2 separate regions of the Mus musculus genome follow, and region 2 is linked to region 1. A link is a loop called in an ENCODE intact Hi-C map of the cell type or tissue named here. Cell type or tissue: gastrocnemius. All regions are shown on one strand. Each heading gives the region's core, and the rest is flanking DNA. Links, peaks and the distances in the headings are about the cores only.

Region 1 (8,328 bases), core at 102-8,101:
CAAGGGGTGGGTTAGAAGGCTGGGTGAGCCCAGTGATTCAGTACAATCCAGGGATACCACACGGGCTTGTGTAAATCTTCGTGCCTGAACAGTTTTTCCATGTTGAGAAAAAAAAAAAAAAGAAAACTGCTGCAGATTTTTAGGGATGTATGGTATTGCTGCCAGGTACCGTGGGGGCAGCCGGGATGGGAGGACCAGTGTCCCTTAGAGGAGACAGGAAGCACTTTTGGTCTTGGGGCATGGTGGGGGAAGTGGAGCGGGTAGTAGACTTTTTGGCCATTCCCCTAGCCAGCCAGACTAGGGTGGACACTGGGGAATGTGAGACAGATACACAAAGAGCTGGGGGGCTGCGGTTCTGTTGATTTATCTCCCCCACCCCCCACTTGCTATCTTCTCCCCCCCTTCTATACAGCCTTGCCCTCTCCTGAATCTTCTGACCCGGCTATGGTGGCCGCACTTACCTGGAGGTTCCTGGAGGAGGACAAACAGCAGAACTAACAATGGGTGGAGGAGGATAAAAAAGAGATGCCCAAGAGAAGGGTTGGGGACAAACAGAATAGATGGAGTCAGGGGAAAGAGTGAGGAGAAGGGAGAGAAAGCCCCAGCAAGCCTGCCCACCAGCAGCTCTGAGTCCTCGGCTCCTGGGTGGCCCACTTTGCAGACAGGGTCCCTCCTCCCCGAGTGTATCATAGTACTTGTTCACATAGTGTTATGCATGAATCCTCGTAAGGTGAAGAACCGTCATGATGCACCATGCCATCGCCCTATATATAAAGATAAATATATATATATGTATGTATGTATGTAAGTTATAGCACTGAGGGCCCTCTGGCCCTGTTGGACCAAGCAAAACTAAGCCTTTTGGTTTGGGTGTCATGTTTCCTTGTTTTTTTGTTTTTTTTTTGTTTTTGTTTTGTTTTGTTTTGTTTTTTGTTTTCTTGTTTTTTTTTCTTTTTTTTTCTTGTCTGATGTGAGAGCACAGGTGCCAGTCTAGTTGCTTCGTTATCACAGAATAGTGTTTTTAATTCATCAATGTTCTAGTTAATGTCTACCTCAGCACCTCCTCTTAGCCTAATTCTAGGAGGTTGCCCAATTTTGTTTCTTCAATTTTATTGGTTCTTTTGGTTGTTGTACAAATCACTCTCCCCACCCTTGGCCCCTCCCCCTTTCTCCTCTCCTGTCTCTCCCCCCACCCACCCTCTCCTCCCCTCAGGTCCGACTCCCTCCCTCCAGTTAGCCCCATCTCACCACTCCCCTTGCCTTCACTTGCCTCCAGTCCAGACTGCTTTCTGTCCACTTGGAAGTGCGCTCCCCGTTGCAGCCGCTTACCTACCCACACCTGCCTTCCTTCTGTGTAGATTGATGCATTTCTTGTTAACTTCAGTGTTTCTGACAAGACTTTAAAAAAAAAAAAAAGGAAAAAAAGTGAATTTACTGCTGCAGGTTTTTTTCTCCATGTGTCACCAAGTGAAGTTTGTGCCTTCTATAGCAAAGAGAATATTTTTTACATCCTACTAACAGTAGATTTTTTTGTAGTGAACATTTTTTGTATTTTTATTTATAAGTCTCATAAGAAAAATAGCGATGTTCAGTTGTATACCTTGAATCTGCAGTTAGAAGAGAATAAAGTTAACTCAGTTGTCTCTGGCTCCAAGTGTCCTTTTTAAAAAATGTGCCTCGACCTCTTTCTTTCCTGTCTTGGGTGGGAACACACTGGAGGAACTGGGATTTCTGCCTGGAGATGAAGGCAGAGAAATGTTAATGTGTTAGTATAAGCCCTGATTGTTTTGCATTCTTAGTGATTTGGTGACCGGTGTGTGTGCACAGATGCACAGGTACACACACGAACATCTGCCATGGTGCATGTACGGCGGGGTGGGGGTGGGGGGGTGAGGGTGGGAGGTCAGAGTACAGCTTCTCGAAGTCTCATTCCACTGTGTGGGTTCTGAGGATCTACTCCAACCTTCCATGGCACGTTCCTTTGCCACTGAGCCATCTCAGCCCCACATTCAGCCTTTTTTTTTTTTTTGCATGACATTTTAATGCTACATTTACAAGTCACAAACCCAAGGATTGAACTCAGGTCATTAGGCCTGGCAGCAAGGGTCTTGGCCCACTGAGCCATTTTACTAGCTCCCATTCTTGCTTTTAAAATATTTCGGTTACATTTTATTTAGTGTGTGTGTGAGCGTGTGAGTATGTGTGCACACGCTCACACACACACCAAGCACATGTATAGAGGTTAGAAGACTAAAAGGTTGAGGAGGAGTTCTGTGTATGAATGGTTTTCCTGCACATATGTATGTGCACCCTATGTGTTCCTGCTGCCTGCCCTCTGAGGTGAGAAGAAGTTTTCAGATGCTCTGGAACCAAGGTCAGAAATGGTTGTGAGCCATCAGGCTGGGAATCGAGCCTGGGACCTCAGCAAGAGCAAGAAGTACTCTGAGCCATCTCTCCATCCCAGAATACAAAGGGAGTCCATTCTCTCTGTTTACCTTTGAGTCCTGAGAACCCAAGTCTGGCTGTCAGGCTTGGCAGCAGGTACCATTTCTCACTGAGCCATCTCATCAACCCAACACCCTTGCTTTGGGGTGTGGGTTGAGAAGCAGTGTTAAATGTATGAATGTCGTTTGACCTTGGAACAATGCACTAAGTGACAGTTTCATTCAGAAAAACTCTTGGCTTGAGTGATAGTTTCTGCACTGGGAATTCAGGAAGCAGCACTCCCGAAGCTGCCACGTTTTTTTCAAAGTGTGTGGTGACCACTCAGTCTCATGCAGTCAGTATGCGGGGGTCTAACCCTGACCAGATCAGATGCCAAAGGATGCCTGCTTTTCCCAGGCTTGAGGTACGATAGCCCTCTGTCTTCTTCACGGGGAAGCAAGCTTCGGAGTTGTCTCAACACAGAGCTTTCACCAGAAGGTTCTGTGGCAGTCATGACCTGTTGCATAGCTAGAGGTTTTCACTCAGTGGTATAGCACCTGCCTGACCTACAACGCCTGAGGCTCCATCTGGTCCCCGGCTGCAGGGGAGAGCACCACCTGGCTCATCTTCAGCACTAACTGCAGCTCTGCTCAGGCCCTGGATGCACAGCCTGATAACATCTCTGCCTTTCTTCTCCAGCGTCATGTCTTCCCACTAGACCCAAGTCACGGCCTCCATAGTGGGTCACTAACAGCGCTAAAACAGTGTAGCCTGAGTTCCTGCACTTCCACTGACACACGTGTGTGTGCATGCGTGTGTGTGTGTGTGTGTGTGTGTGTGTGTGTGTGTGTGTGTGTGTGTGTGTTTCCAGTTTTTATTCTCCAGGTCCTGGGTCTGTTGGCCTTCGGGTTGTTGAGCTGAGAGACTCTGAAGTCACACTAACCCTAACAACCCTCCCAGGAAGAGGCCCAGCCCATGGCAGGAAGCCTTCCATTCTTCCGAGCCCTAGGTCCTCTGTTGGTCCTCCTTTCCCGTCTCTTTCTCCTCATCTTGCACCCAGGTTTGCATCTCTCTTTGTCACTCCTCCGTTTTCTCCCCCATTACTCACTCTCATTTCTGGGATATTTCTTTTGCCCTGTACCTCACTACCACGTCACGTGTCCCTGCTTCTTAAAAACAAAAACAAAAACAAAAACAGTCCTTGGCCAAAGATGTATACGTTTTGATTGGGATCTGCTCCCCTCAAGCCTTGCCCCTCAAGCCAGCCCCCGCCCCGCCCTCTCTGCACTCCGTCCCTCCCCCTCTGCACCCCACCCCTTCCTCAGGCCTCAGCTTTCTCTTGACAGATGGGAGGGCAGTGGGCACTCCCTCTTTAAAACAACATTTAATCGCCGTTTTCTGTTCTTGGACATCAAAGCTGGGGCTTAGGCACTGCACTGGGGTCCCGGCGGCGCGGGCTCTTGGGGAGAGGAGGTGAGTGAATAGGAGCTGGCTGAATGGGCTTTGTGTGACCGCCGGGGTCTGCCTGCTTTACATGCTCTTTGACCCAGATATGATCTCATGGAGAGAAAGGGGCCCCGGCCAGGCCAGCCTGAGAACGCTCCTCCGAGGCCTGCTGCAGCCCCTCCTCCCTCCCTGGGCAGCGGGCCGCAGCTGCCCTCTGCCCCAGCCCGCAGCATGGGGAACTGCCTCTAGGGCAGGCCCCGCCAGGGGTGGGGGTGGGGCGGGGCACGAGGCTGAGGTCAGAAGAGGGGACAGGCAGCTGGACTGGAAAGATAGAGTCCAGGTTGGGTGGATGGGGATCATCCCACTTGTGCTCTTGGCTTGGTTGGCTGGGAGCCTCCTCTACTCACTACTTCCCTGCGGTCCCTTCCTGTCCAGTGCTCTCTGTCACTACTGCCGAGGTTCTGGTACACCCTTGATTGGCTCTCTTTTTAGTGGCTCTGGATGTCACTCAGGGAGCAGAGTTGAAGCCCAGAATTAACAGAAGTCTGCACAAGACCCACAAGAGTGTAGCTGATCAAACAAAGAAGAGTGAATCTAAGGACTGCTCCATCCTGCCAGCACCTCCTCTCCCTCCACCCACAGCCACAGTGCCTTCCGCCTAGCTGCCAGCAGAGTCCCTCTCGCCCCAGCATCCATCCATCCTTTACTCTTCCATCCTGCAGAGAATATATCCCCCCACCGCTCCCCCTCTACAGACAACTTATCACGTTTTTGAAAACTCCTTAATCACTCCTAGGATAGGTCCAAACTCCCCATGGGACCTCAATGGTAGTCCCTGCTTGACACCCCAATCTGTTCTTTAGATCCACCCCTACCTTGCTAGAGTCAATTTGATCACCAGGATGGTTTTAGAGACTTAGGGTCCTGTGCTCTGCGGCCTGTGTCACCCTGTTTCACCAGCTGAACAGAGCACAACGCAAGCTTCCTGGTCCTCTCAGCTTTCCCCGGGGTCTTGCTTCATCTCAAATGCTACCTTTCTCAGGAGACCTTCCCTAGATGCCTGAGACTGTATCGGGTGCCCTGCTATGCAGACCCTGCAACCCGCCATTTGTCACAGTGCATTACTGTCATCTAAGCTCTCCGGTGTTCCCTTCACCAGACATCGAGTTCCTTGAGGTTAGGAACCGTGTGTTCTATATCTTGGTGTTCCTAGAGCCTAACATTGCACTTGGCAGGTGCCCAATAAATCTTTGCTGAATACATGGAAGGAAAATAGAGGGAAGAAGAGAGGCAATTCGCTCACTGAAACTGAGGATGCAGTCGCCAAGGGTGAGGAAATGGAGCTAAATAGGAAGACGCCCCTCACATGCCCACCTAGGCATCTCCCCATGACATCAAGAACTGGTATCCATGCTGCAGGTAGAGTAGCTCAGTGTGGGCTCTTGCGCCTGTATTTGTTCCTAAGGTCACCTTAAAGGAAGAAGGCGTGACAGGCTCAGGACAGTGGCATTTTATAGCTGGGGACTACCTGGCTTGGTCCAGTCTAGGGTGAGCTGTTTCCACACAGACCGGAAGGCTTTGCCCCACCGGGAGGCCCTAGCTCTCTCTGTGCTCCCAGACCCAGAGCTACAGCTCTTTGGCCACTCCTTACCCGGAGTGCTGGCGGACTGACTCCCCTAGGCTGCTTTCTTTGCACCCCAGGGGTGCCTCAGTGAAAGTGAACTCTCTCATTTAAACCTGACTCTGCAGCCCTGCGGCCCCCTGCAGAGCTAATTACCCTGTAGTTCCAAACTGATTGCTGTACACTCAGCTTAAGCCCTCCTTTATTTATTTACTGACTACATTAATAGCAAAGCCCAGTGGCTTTCAGCTGCTCCTTGTTACACACCTCTGGCTGTTCTCTGTTGCCCAGCTTCTCTCAGCCTGACATAGAGCCCCCCGAACTTACCACCCTAACTGAATTCCCTGGACAAGATAATAGCGAGAGAACACGGTTTTGTCCACACCGTAGTCCTGCCACGCTGGGCTCCTTCTGTCTGACTCTTGGGCAGTGGGAGAGACAACAGCCAGAGCTCACCAGCTGGAGGGGTGAGTGGAGGGAAGGTGGGACGCCTTTCATCTACAGGACATGAAATGAATCTGCTTCCGTTCAGCACCACAGCTCTTGTGGAGAAGTACTGGCTATTGGCTCCTCTTTACAGGGGAGTAAACAGAGGCTGTGACACACACACACACACACACACACACACACACACACACACACACACACACACACACGGTCCTGTTAAGGGAAGAGCCTCCTCTCCATCCTGTCATCCAGGGTTGACAGTTTTGTTCTGTCGCCTGTTCTCACAGCACCCGCCCCTTGTCACCAGGAAGGAATCCCTCCATGTACTGAGTCAAATCCCACAATTCCTCAGGGTTGTCTGTCCTACTCATGTACTTGGCCAGAATTTGCTGGAAACCAGGGAACATTCCAGGGGTGCATTCCAGGGTGGGCCTGGGTCAGGTCTCATTACCCTGGTGAGGAAGCCCTGCAAGGACACTCAGCTACCTATGACAAGGTACCTCGCCTCCTTCCCATTCTGTGGTCCAGGAGGTTCACGGCTGCCACAGCCACCGACAGTTTCTCTGGTGCCCTCGAGTCCTTGAGTTTACACTGGGTTCTAGCCATGAGATTCGGCAGCATTCTGAAGACCGGAAGGGCCTCAAAAGGACCTCTGGAGTCAAGCATTCAGCCTCCACTTTGATTCAGATTCAGCTCAGTGGCTGTCCCATTGCCACACCTCTGAAGAGAAGGGACAGTTGGAATTTAGCAAGAAGAACCTCAATTCATAGTCAAAAGGACGCTGTGTTTTGGGCCAGCTCTGCCATACTCTGTTTGGCTTTGATTTTGTATTAAGGTTCTCCAAGGTCTTCTCTTCTCAACTGTGAGACGGAACAGCAATTTTTAGCCCATCTACCCTCAGGCACTTATGTCAGCTGGGTAAGACCCTTAGAAATCAACTTTGTAAAGACACCTATGACAATGTAAGCTATAAGGGGATGTGGCAGGCACAGGATGGCCTGGAAGGGGAGGTAGAGGCCTAGGTGTCTGTCTCTTCCTAGTCCAGAAGCCCCTTTGCGTGGCCTGAAATGAGCAGAATGCCTACTTGACAGCATAAGTAGGACTCTGTCTCCACCTAGTGGCTAGTGCTTGAAGGTGCGTATACTGCTCAGGCATCTGGAAAGTGACGGGTATAACTGTCTTGGTTGAGTGAGGATGGGTAAGCAGAGACTATGATTCACATGATACCAGGGGAGAAACACAACCTGATTATGGGAGGTCAAAAGGATCTTTCCGGGAGTCCTCCTGAGCCACTGCATCTTCACTCTTTACTTTTTCTCCCGTTGCACGCTTGGCGATTTAGATCCCAGTCTTCCCAACCCTCAAACGCTAATTCATATTTAACCCTCACCTCACCCGGAGGGATCAGCAGACCCAGATGGACTTCAAATCCTTAAAGCTTCTTTACCAAGGAAGGCCCAAACAGGCCATTGGAACTGAACACCACCTCCAGGCTGGTTTTAAGAAATGACAGGAGACTGTGTATGGGGACAGTGGGGCAACCTATGTCCCTGTGTTCCAGAAGCTTCAGAAAAATTAGAAATGAAATGCTGTGGCTGCTGCCCTGACACAGGACTGTCCCTCCAGGGCAATGTAAAAGCCTAACACTGTACACTCCTCCTCCCCTTGCCCATCTCTAGCTGGATTGGCCTCTGTTCTCGAGACTGTGGCTCTTCCTCACTCGGATACCTGAGTCCCCACCCATGGGCCATTGAGTGTCTTTCCCCTTGTCCCTTGGTACCTCTGGCCACCTCGGACAGTTGCATTAGAATGGGTTAGAAGATATCTCTCACCATATTTCTAGCTATGACTCTGGTTAGCTCTACATAGCCTCAGAGAAAATCCCTGGCTCCATACCACCTGTTAGTTCTCCTCCCACCCACTTCTTTTAAAGCAGCATTTGGTTTTTTAACTGATATCTATTGGGGTGGAGGTGGAAGGTCTTCAGGATAAAGTAAGCTTCTAGTGACCCCAGGTGGACAGAAGAAGGAAATGCACACGTGGTGTCAGGCAGATGAGAAGTCACAGTGACAGAGGGAGGGCACAGGGACCTCCCGTGTCTGACCTGAGAGACACCGACCCAGCTCCCAGAAATCTCTTAACGACTAACCTCCGCTCTCTGCCCCACCAGAGCTTGATCTTCCCGTTAATTCTCCACAGAGCAGCTGAGATCAGGCTAGGCCGTCTAAATTAGATTTCTCTGATCTCAAAGAAAATTAAAAAAAAAAAAAAAAAAAAAACAAGAATCACATGGACAACATGGCATGAAGCCCCAGAGGGTCTCATGGCGCCTCTCTCTCCCCACAGGCTCCCTGTCTGCCTTCAGAGACTGGGGACTGCCACTAATTCCC
Region 2 (8,328 bases), core at 32-8,031, 210 kb before region 1:
TCCGAGAGCAAAGATATATCCGAGAAAAGATAGATCAGGGGTGAAGGTGGGGGTGGGGGAGATGCATCTCAAATCGCCTTCTCAGGAAAGCCACCCAGAGAGGGCAAAGCATTGTTCTCCTCTCATCCTCAGATGTGGGGGTGAGAGACGGCGTTTGTCTTAGAGCTGCTGAAAATGAACACACAGGACCAGTTCTTCAGGAGCAGCAGGTCCTGGTGCCCCACCCCGTGAGCTGCTTCTGCTATGGTTTGAACATGAACTGTTTTCTACAGGCTCCTGCACTTAAGCATCTGGTCTCACTGTTTGGAGACGGAGTGAGTCGTTGGGGGTCGGGGTGGCGCTTGAGGATTATTACATTAGCCCACTGCCAGCCCAAGCTTCTGATCCCTGACATTGGACACAGCGTAACCAGCCTCCTCCTGCTTGTACCCGTGTATGCCTTTCCTCTCATGATAAAACACACCCCAAGCAGGGATCCCAAAAAAAACCTTTTCCCCTTTAAATTGCTTCTTGTCCTGTGTTTTGCCACAACAACAACCATTGACTAATGCAGTTTCCGACACTGCCCAGCCTTCCCCTGAAGTGGAAAGCCTGCCTAGACAGAACCCCCACACAGGTTCCAGAAAGTACTTTGTGATTTTTCTTTTCTCAAATGACCTCGGGCTGGCGAGATGGCTCAGTGGTTAAGAGCGCTGACTGCTCTTCCGAAGGTCCCGAGTTCAAATCCCAGCAACCACATGGTGGCTCACAACCATCCTTAATGAGATCTGACTCCCTCTTCTGGAGTGTCTGAAGACAACTACAGTGTACTTACATATAATAAATGAATAAATCTTAAAAAAAAGACCTCTCTGGCCTGGCTGGGAAAACTCTCATTGGAAAGCAAGCTAGCGCAATGGTCAGAGCTCTGCTGTAACCCCTGAGTTGGATAGCTTGTCTCTGGCTGGGTGCTTCCATCTGCAATGTGAGGTTAATGATGATGACACCCATTGCCATAGAGTTCCAAAGATGAAATGAATTAGACTCTCTAGGGACCTGGGACAGAAGTCAACACAAAGCAAGTGCTGAACAGGGAAGAGCTGTGGTGACCAGGGAGAGCTGTGGTGGCCAACTTCTACTGGGCCGCCTCTTTCTTAGCCCTGAAGTTTCTTTCCATCTCTATTATTGAGATTTAGAAAGCCATGTGAGACCCATGTGCTAAGAGCTTGGTCCCTAGCCGTTAATGCTATTGCAACGTGCTGCCATTTTTAAGACTTTAAGATGTAGGACCCAGTGGAAGGAAGCTGGGTCATTTGGCTGTCCTTGTAAGGGACATTGAGATCCTGGCTGCATCCACTCTTTTGCTTGCAGGTTGCCATGATCCACTTACTCTGCCATGTGCTTCCGTTGTGGTGTGCTCTCTCACAACGGGCTCGGAAACACTAGGCCATCGACCATCACCTACAAAGCTGAGCTGAAGCAGACCTCTCTTCTTTTCGAGTTGAACATATCAGGTGTTTGTTGCTACAGTGAAAAGCTGACCAGCACAGTCCCTTTGGGGGCATTTAGAAGGATGGACTGATCCCAGCTCCCCAGATACACCATCCCATCCCAAGTCTGGTCCTGATGCTGGGCAACATGAGCAGGTTAGTGTCAGGTGGTATCCATTCCATTCCTGTGCCGTTTCCTCCATGTGACATGTAGCCTCTGAGCTCCCAAACTGCAGCGTGTTCCCCTGAATGTACTACCTCACCCAAATCTGTGGTGACACAGAGTGACAGAGACCTGCTGCGAATCAGCGTCAAAACATCAAACTGATGACACCTTGGAGATCATCAGAGGAGGTGTCTTGGCCATAGTCAAACATCTATTAAAAAGGTAGAAGGGAGTCCCTAGTCAGATCCCTACCCAACCCCACCCCACCCCGCACTGAGTAGAGTCAGGGGTGGAAACAGTGCTGTGGAGAGAAACTCGGTTGAATCTGGTAAATGCCAATCAAAGCAAAGCTCAGAAAGGCTCAGGTCCCACTGTTGGAACAGAGCTGACCCAGGCTCTTTAGAAAGAAGAGCCAGTTTAGACAAAGGAGAGCCTGTCCCTGAGCTGGGACTGGTTACACAGGCCTGGGCAGGCTGAGGAAGGAGGATGGAGAGTTCAAGACTGGTCTGAATTACAGAAGGAATTCCCGCTAGCCTGGCAATGTAGTGAAACCCTGTTTCAAAACAATACAAGCTAATTTTAAAAATGTTTTTAACATAGTCCTTTTTAGGAGCCTGTGTCATGGAGTGAGGTATGGGGACGGACTGCCCTGGATCAGGCCAGGGGCTCCTCAGAACCCCTTCCTTCCATCCTTGCTGCCGGCCTCCCTTCCTGCCCCTTTCCTCTCATAATTCCAGGTGGCTACCGTGTTTCTTCTGTTTTTCCAAAGCTGAAGGATTATAGGCATACCTGGCTTGGCCTGCTTTATTTTCATTGGTCAGTAACCTTAATTTTTTTAAAAATGGTTTCATATGTGTGAATCACCTGCATGCTATGTCTGTGTACCACCTGTGTGCAGTGCTGTGGAGGACAGAGAAAGATGTCATACCCCTGCAACTGGAGTTATCATGGGGTGAGCCACATGGGTTCTCTTAGAAGAGCAACAAGTGCTCTTAACACCGAGGTATCTCTCTCTCTGCTAGTCTAGGCTTTTTTCCTCCTTTGTTTCTTCCTTCCTTTCCTCCTTTTTTTCTTTTTGAGACAGTGTCAGTGTCTTAGTACATAGCCCAGGCTGGCCTAAAATTCACAACAATCTGCCTGCCTCTGCTTCCTGAGTGCTAGGACTAAAGGTGTGCGCCATCATGTCCATCTGACTAGGTGTGTGCCATCATGTCCATCTGACTAGGCTATTTTTTGGCTTAGGGTTTTGTTGCACGTGTGCATGTGTATGTGCACGCGCCCTTGTTTTTGCAGGGCCATGCAGAATCCAGAGAACATCAGGTGTTCCTTTCCACCACTTTCTGACTTGTCCCCTTGGGATGGCATCTCTTACTGAACCTGGATGTTCACTGAGGCTTTTCTGCAAGGCTGGCAGCTCAGTAAGCCCCAGCAATCCTGTCGTCATAACGACCCAATGTGTGGTTACAGGTGTGCACGGCTGTGCTGGCCTTTTCGCTTGGGTGCTGAGGATCTGAACTTGGGTCCTCATGGTCACTCAGCAAGTGTTCTTTCCTACAGAGCCAGCTCCACAAGCTCTGTTCTGAGTTTCTAAAGGAACCTCCGTGCTGGTTTCCATAGTCCCTGCTCCAGTTTACCCCGCATCTGTGGTGTTTCCGGCTTTCTCTTCTCACATCCTCTCCAGCATTTGCTGCCATTTCATTCCTTCATGACTCAGCAAAGATTACTAAACGATGCACATAAAAAGCTCAAAACATCATCCCGCGGCATGCTACCTCTAACATCGTTAATGGCTATCTAGGATGAGCCAGCCCCTGTCATCCATTATAGACGCATGCTTCCTATACATTATCTCACTTGGCTTTCACAACAGCCCATAAGGCAGACGTTCCCTTCTCTTTGAGAGAGAAGGAGAGAGGAGATGAGTTAGTTAACGCGGAGCCCATGTGTTCACTGTGACATGCAGTATATGGTCATCTGGTCTCTGGAAGGACAGACTCCGATGCTCCATTTCCTAGAACCTCTAAGTGTGCTGAAGTACTATGCCAGATGGTTCCATCCTGAGAGTCCCTGCCCCTAAATGTCACCCTAGCCTGGCACTACAGGATATTTGGGAAGAAGAGAGCCAAACTACGGAGCCATGGGGCCGTTGCCCTCCAGGATGGCAGGAGGGAGGGCAGCTTGGAAAGAGAGAAGCAATCAGGAGGGTGTATACCCAAAGCTGTGACCCCGCGGAAAAGAAGCCCGGGATCAGGAGATTGGTTCCAGGAACATTACATAGAGACCAGAGAGAAGTGGGTGATTTTAATCCCACGCAGCTGCTGGAAATTAATTTAATTGTCCTGGTGCTGGCTCTTCTCTCTTCCAACCCATTTCATCCAGAGCCTGATGGAGTGGTGCTGCGGCTGACAGGCAGCTCGGAGTGCCATGTAGTCTTGGGTCTGCCGCTCCACACCAGACTTCGTCCCTGTGGCTGCTGCCAGGGAAGATGGGGAAAGATGCCATGGGGCATGAGTGCATGTGTGTGCGCCTGTGTGTGTGCGCGCACACACACACACACACACACACACACACACACGCACACACACACACACACTCAAGCATGAGGCCAGCCATCAACCTCGGTCGGGGGCTGTCTTCTTCTGGAGAGGCCCACCATGTTTGTTTGTTTTTGAGTCAGAGTTTCTCATTGGTCAGGAAGTCACTAAACTAGGCTGGCTAGCCAGTGAGATCAAGGGTCCCCCCACCCCCACACCCCACCCTCCACTTTGTGGTAGCAAACCTTTGTAACCATGATTTTTGAGTTGTGTAGATCTGGGTTCTGGGCCTTGAGCTTGGATCATCATGCTTGCACAACAAGCATTTTACTGAACAAGCAACACCGCTGGCTCTTCTCCTCCCTCCCCCCACCCCCAATCCAGACTTTTCTCTTGAGATGGGACCAGGGTGAAAGACTGAGAAGAACTTCACAAAGGCAAAGAGTATCAACCATGTAACAAGGGAAGACAACGGCAAACCACCTTTTCTAGTGTTTGTTTTATATTATATTTTGAAACAAGATCTCACTGCCTGGAAGGCACGAACTCTGGTGTTCAGACATTCCCCTCAGGGACACACTAATTCAAGGCCACGTGGCTGTATGCAGGTGGTGACGTTGCAACTCACCTCCGGGAGGTTTTGACCTAACTCCGAATAAAACACCTGGATTGTGGCAGTTTTCAAGACTCCCAGGTAATTCTGAAGTGCTCACCAAAACTGAGAACCACGGAGGAAGGGGAACCTGCTTGACCACCTGTTGTCCTGTTCACTTCTACCTTCTGGCCACTAGAGGTCGCCAGGGCCTGGCAGAAGGGGTAGCAGGTGGCCTTGCAGAAAATTACTGACTCCCTAGAGCTAACCAGACAGCTCCTGAGTCTGGCCTCCAGCAGGAGCAGGTCAGGCTCCTCTTTGGCCGGAGGGGAGCTGGGGGCACCGCAAGGGGGCGAATGTGGCCTAGTAGACAGGATTAAAGCCTCTGAGATAGAGAAAATAAAAGCTTTCCCAATTAATACCTCATGGTCCTGACCTCCTCTCTGCACCACACCAGGTTTCTGAGACCAGGTTGTTCCGGGGACTCTGCACAGGTTAGTCAACAGGGCAATGAGTCTGCATGTAGAGGCACCCAGAGGGAGCCCAGTAAACAGAGAGGAGGGTACCCGTAGGAAAAGACAGCGTTTGCACTTCAAAGGCTGTTTATTTTGACTCACTGCTGTTTTGTTGGAGGAGAGCAGCACAGAAACTTCCTCTGCCCTGGACTCAGAGGTGACACCCCGGATCTCACTGAATCCAGACTCAGATGGGCTGGGAGAACAGGCCGGAAGCAGAGTCTTCCTTCACCAGATATCCAGAGCAGGGAGAAAAGAGGCCTCCACATCTGCCGGCTTAGGAGAGAGGATGGAAAATGTTTGACCTCAGAATTCAGACCTGGGAAGGCCCCTGCTCACTCCTGGCCCCTCTTCTGCAGCATCGTTTCTCGAGGGCCTGACTGGCCTTTGCATATACATGCACTGGCTGGTGCCTTTCTGTGTAGCCCACGGGGCCCTAAACCTCAAGGCTGCTTCATTGTAGACTAGGTTACTGGGCAGAAAACATTTGATCAAACAAAAATATTTGATGTTGTCAATCTCATTACAGCTCTAGCTCGCATGATATTTAAAATGAACCCAAAAAAGAATTTTCTAGGCCTTTCACTATCTAGTCCTCCCACATCCTATCCTTATTCTGAAAGATTTGGGGGAAATTTGAGTCCCTTTCTTTTTATCACAAAACAGTAGCAATCTATAAAGTGTGTGTGTGTGTGTGTGTGTGTGTGTGTGTGTGTGTTGGTGAGAGGGATCACGAAGGAATGTATCCACCTGCTGTTGGCTTCCCTGTAAAACAGAGATAGTATTTTTGGCCCTGCCAAACTCCCAAAGCAGATGTGAGGCAGATGTGGGATCAGAGTGGGGCTCTTCAGGTCCTCTTGTTTTTGTTTGTTTCCAGTGCTGAGGATTGAGTCCAAGACCTCATACTTGCCAAGCAAGCACTCTTCCACTGAGTCTCAGCCCTTGTTTCTTGAGTGGCGTTGTACTGTGTGTGTCTCTGTGTGTGTGTGTGTGTGTGTGTGTGTGTGTGTGTGTGTGTGTTTAAATGGCATCAGGAGGGGCTGGAGAGATAACGCAGCAGTTAAGAGCACTGATTGTTCTTCCAAAGGTCCTGAGTTCAATTCCCAGCAACCACATGGTAGCTCGCTACTATCTGTAATGGGATCCGATGTCCTCTCCTGGTGTGTCTGAAGACAGGGACAGTAAAAGCAAATAAATCTAAAATAATGAAAATAAATAAATAAAAATAAAAAAGACTTAGGCATCCCTAAGTTTGTGTTTTGTTTTGTTTTTAAAGTGGCACGGGGAATCAAGCCTAAGGTTTTCCACGTTAGGCGAGAATTATGCCGCCAGTCTATGGCCTCTGCGCCTGCCCATAGTTTTTTGTTTTGTTTTGGTAGGTTGTTTGGTAGGTTGTTTTTAGTGTTTTGTTTTGTTTTTGAGGCAGAATCTGCCCTGCCTAGCCTTGAGTTCATGATCTGCCCGCTTTGGTCTCCTAAAAGCTGAGATTCTAGACCTCCTGGATTCTGAGCCTTCTGCTGGGGGTGCTAAGCCCACCCAGGAAAGCTCTACCCTTCCAATACTCCCCAAGGCCCCCATCCCTCTAATACCTAGTCAGTCACACTGGTGAGTAGGCTTCAGCCTCATGCACTGTGGACACAAACATTTGTTTTATAGCAAATGCCCGCTTTACCGTATACCCAGTAGTTGGTCAATCTTTCAGCATCTGCCACACAGGTCCAAGGCTCTGGGTGAGATTCCTAACACCGTATAAAACAGCTGTGGTGGAGTAAGCTCCTGATCCCAGTACTGGGGAGATAGAGGCAGGAGAACCAGAAATTTAAGGTCATCCTCAGCTACATAGAAAGTTCAATACCAGCGTGGGCTGCAGGCAACCCCATAGGAGGGAGAAGGGGGTGGGGGGTGAGGGAGAAGGGAAATGGTAGGGGGAGAGGGTAGGGGGAGGAAGGAAGGAAAAGTCAGAGAATAGTTACTCTGTCGTTGGTGAAGCTGCTCCTGAACCAACACACACATAAACTTTCCTTCCAGGAACGAAGACTAGAACTCCCAGGGGACACCAGACCCAAATGTCAGCCTGACTTTGACTTCACTGTCAAGATCACAGAAGGAAAGCAGAAAAGTCAAATGCAAGCGAGGAAGGAAAATAAATGGCTGGCAACTTAGACAAAAAGCAACGTGGCACAGTGCCACCCCAAAGACTACCTAATGTGTAACACCTGCAAGCCAGTTACAACACCCTGTCCCTGGGGGCTTGGCCAGGATGCCAAGAGTGGAGAACTGAGTCCTGCGCCTCAGGCAGCCGGGGAAGCCCGGGGCACTTGAAGACTTGGTTTCATCTCATGAACCCTAGCTAGGACTCACATTGTCACAGGACAATATAAAGTGGCGAGTCCAAAGGCTGAGTCACACTTTGCTGGATTATAAGGTCAACACTGCAGGCCATTGCTGGAGACCAACCCCACCCCTTCATGTGCAGGGAAAGTGGAGAACAGCCCTAAAAGGCCCTAGTTAATGACTTGTTAGGATTGTAGCCCTGTGTCTAACATTGCTATCTAGACCTGACTACTCCATTGGACTTTAATGGTGGCTGGGAATTGTCTAAGGTTTGCTCCAATTTTCGAGACCAGTTATGAAAAGGAAGGGGTAGAGAGCTGTGGTGTCTTGAATGGGAAATGTCCCCCATAGGCCTGGATATTTGAACTCTTGGTTTCAGAGGTTAAGGAAATGTTAGACAGGGAGCGCCTCACCTGGGACGGGCTTTGAGCACTTAGAGCAGTGGTTCTCAACCTTCCTGGTACTGTGACCCTGTAACACAGTTCCCTATGTTGTGGTGAGCCCTAACCATAAAATTATTTCTTTGCTACTTCATAGCTGTAACTTTGCTATTGTTATGAATCATAATGTATTATCTGATGTGCAGGATCCGTGATATGCGACCCCTGTGAAAGGGTTGTTTGTCTCCCAAAAGGATCATAACCCATAACCCACAGGTTGAGAATGCTGACTTAGGATCTTCCACACTCCCTGTTCTTTCTTTTTGTTCCCTGTATAC

What was found. Hi-C counts contacts between places; a loop is a spot of excess contacts. Peaks named below come from ENCODE experiments on the same cell type or tissue, not always from the same donor. Only the 100,000 strongest peaks of a DNase experiment are listed, where the experiment ranks them.
Region 2: a loop joins it to region 1, with 6 times the contacts of the local background. A loop is called at or near these places in 36 of 42 quality-filtered maps.

What each region holds. Positions count from the first base shown.
Region 1 is chr9:48,645,117-48,653,444 of GRCm38, reverse strand. It overlaps Zbtb16 (zinc finger and BTB domain containing 16), which reads left to right. Exons shown (of 7, transcript NM_001364543.1): 7 at 1-1,648. Among named protein-coding and RNA genes, the nearest start is that of Gm32280, 21 kb to the left of the region's middle. In gastrocnemius, for the core only: CTCF peaks have their summits at 7,054 (motif pointing left) and 7,956 (motif pointing left); DNase peaks (open chromatin) are centred at 4,044, 5,565, 7,046, 7,975 and 1 more place; H3K4me3 peaks cover 3,475 bases; H3K27ac peaks cover 5,417 bases.
Region 2 is chr9:48,857,311-48,865,638 of GRCm38, reverse strand. No RefSeq gene overlaps it. Among named protein-coding and RNA genes, the nearest start is that of Zbtb16, 25 kb to the right of the region's middle. In gastrocnemius, for the core only: a CTCF peak has its summit at 4,951 (motif pointing right); DNase peaks (open chromatin) are centred at 4,993 and 7,490; H3K4me3 peaks cover 217 bases; H3K27ac peaks cover 714 bases.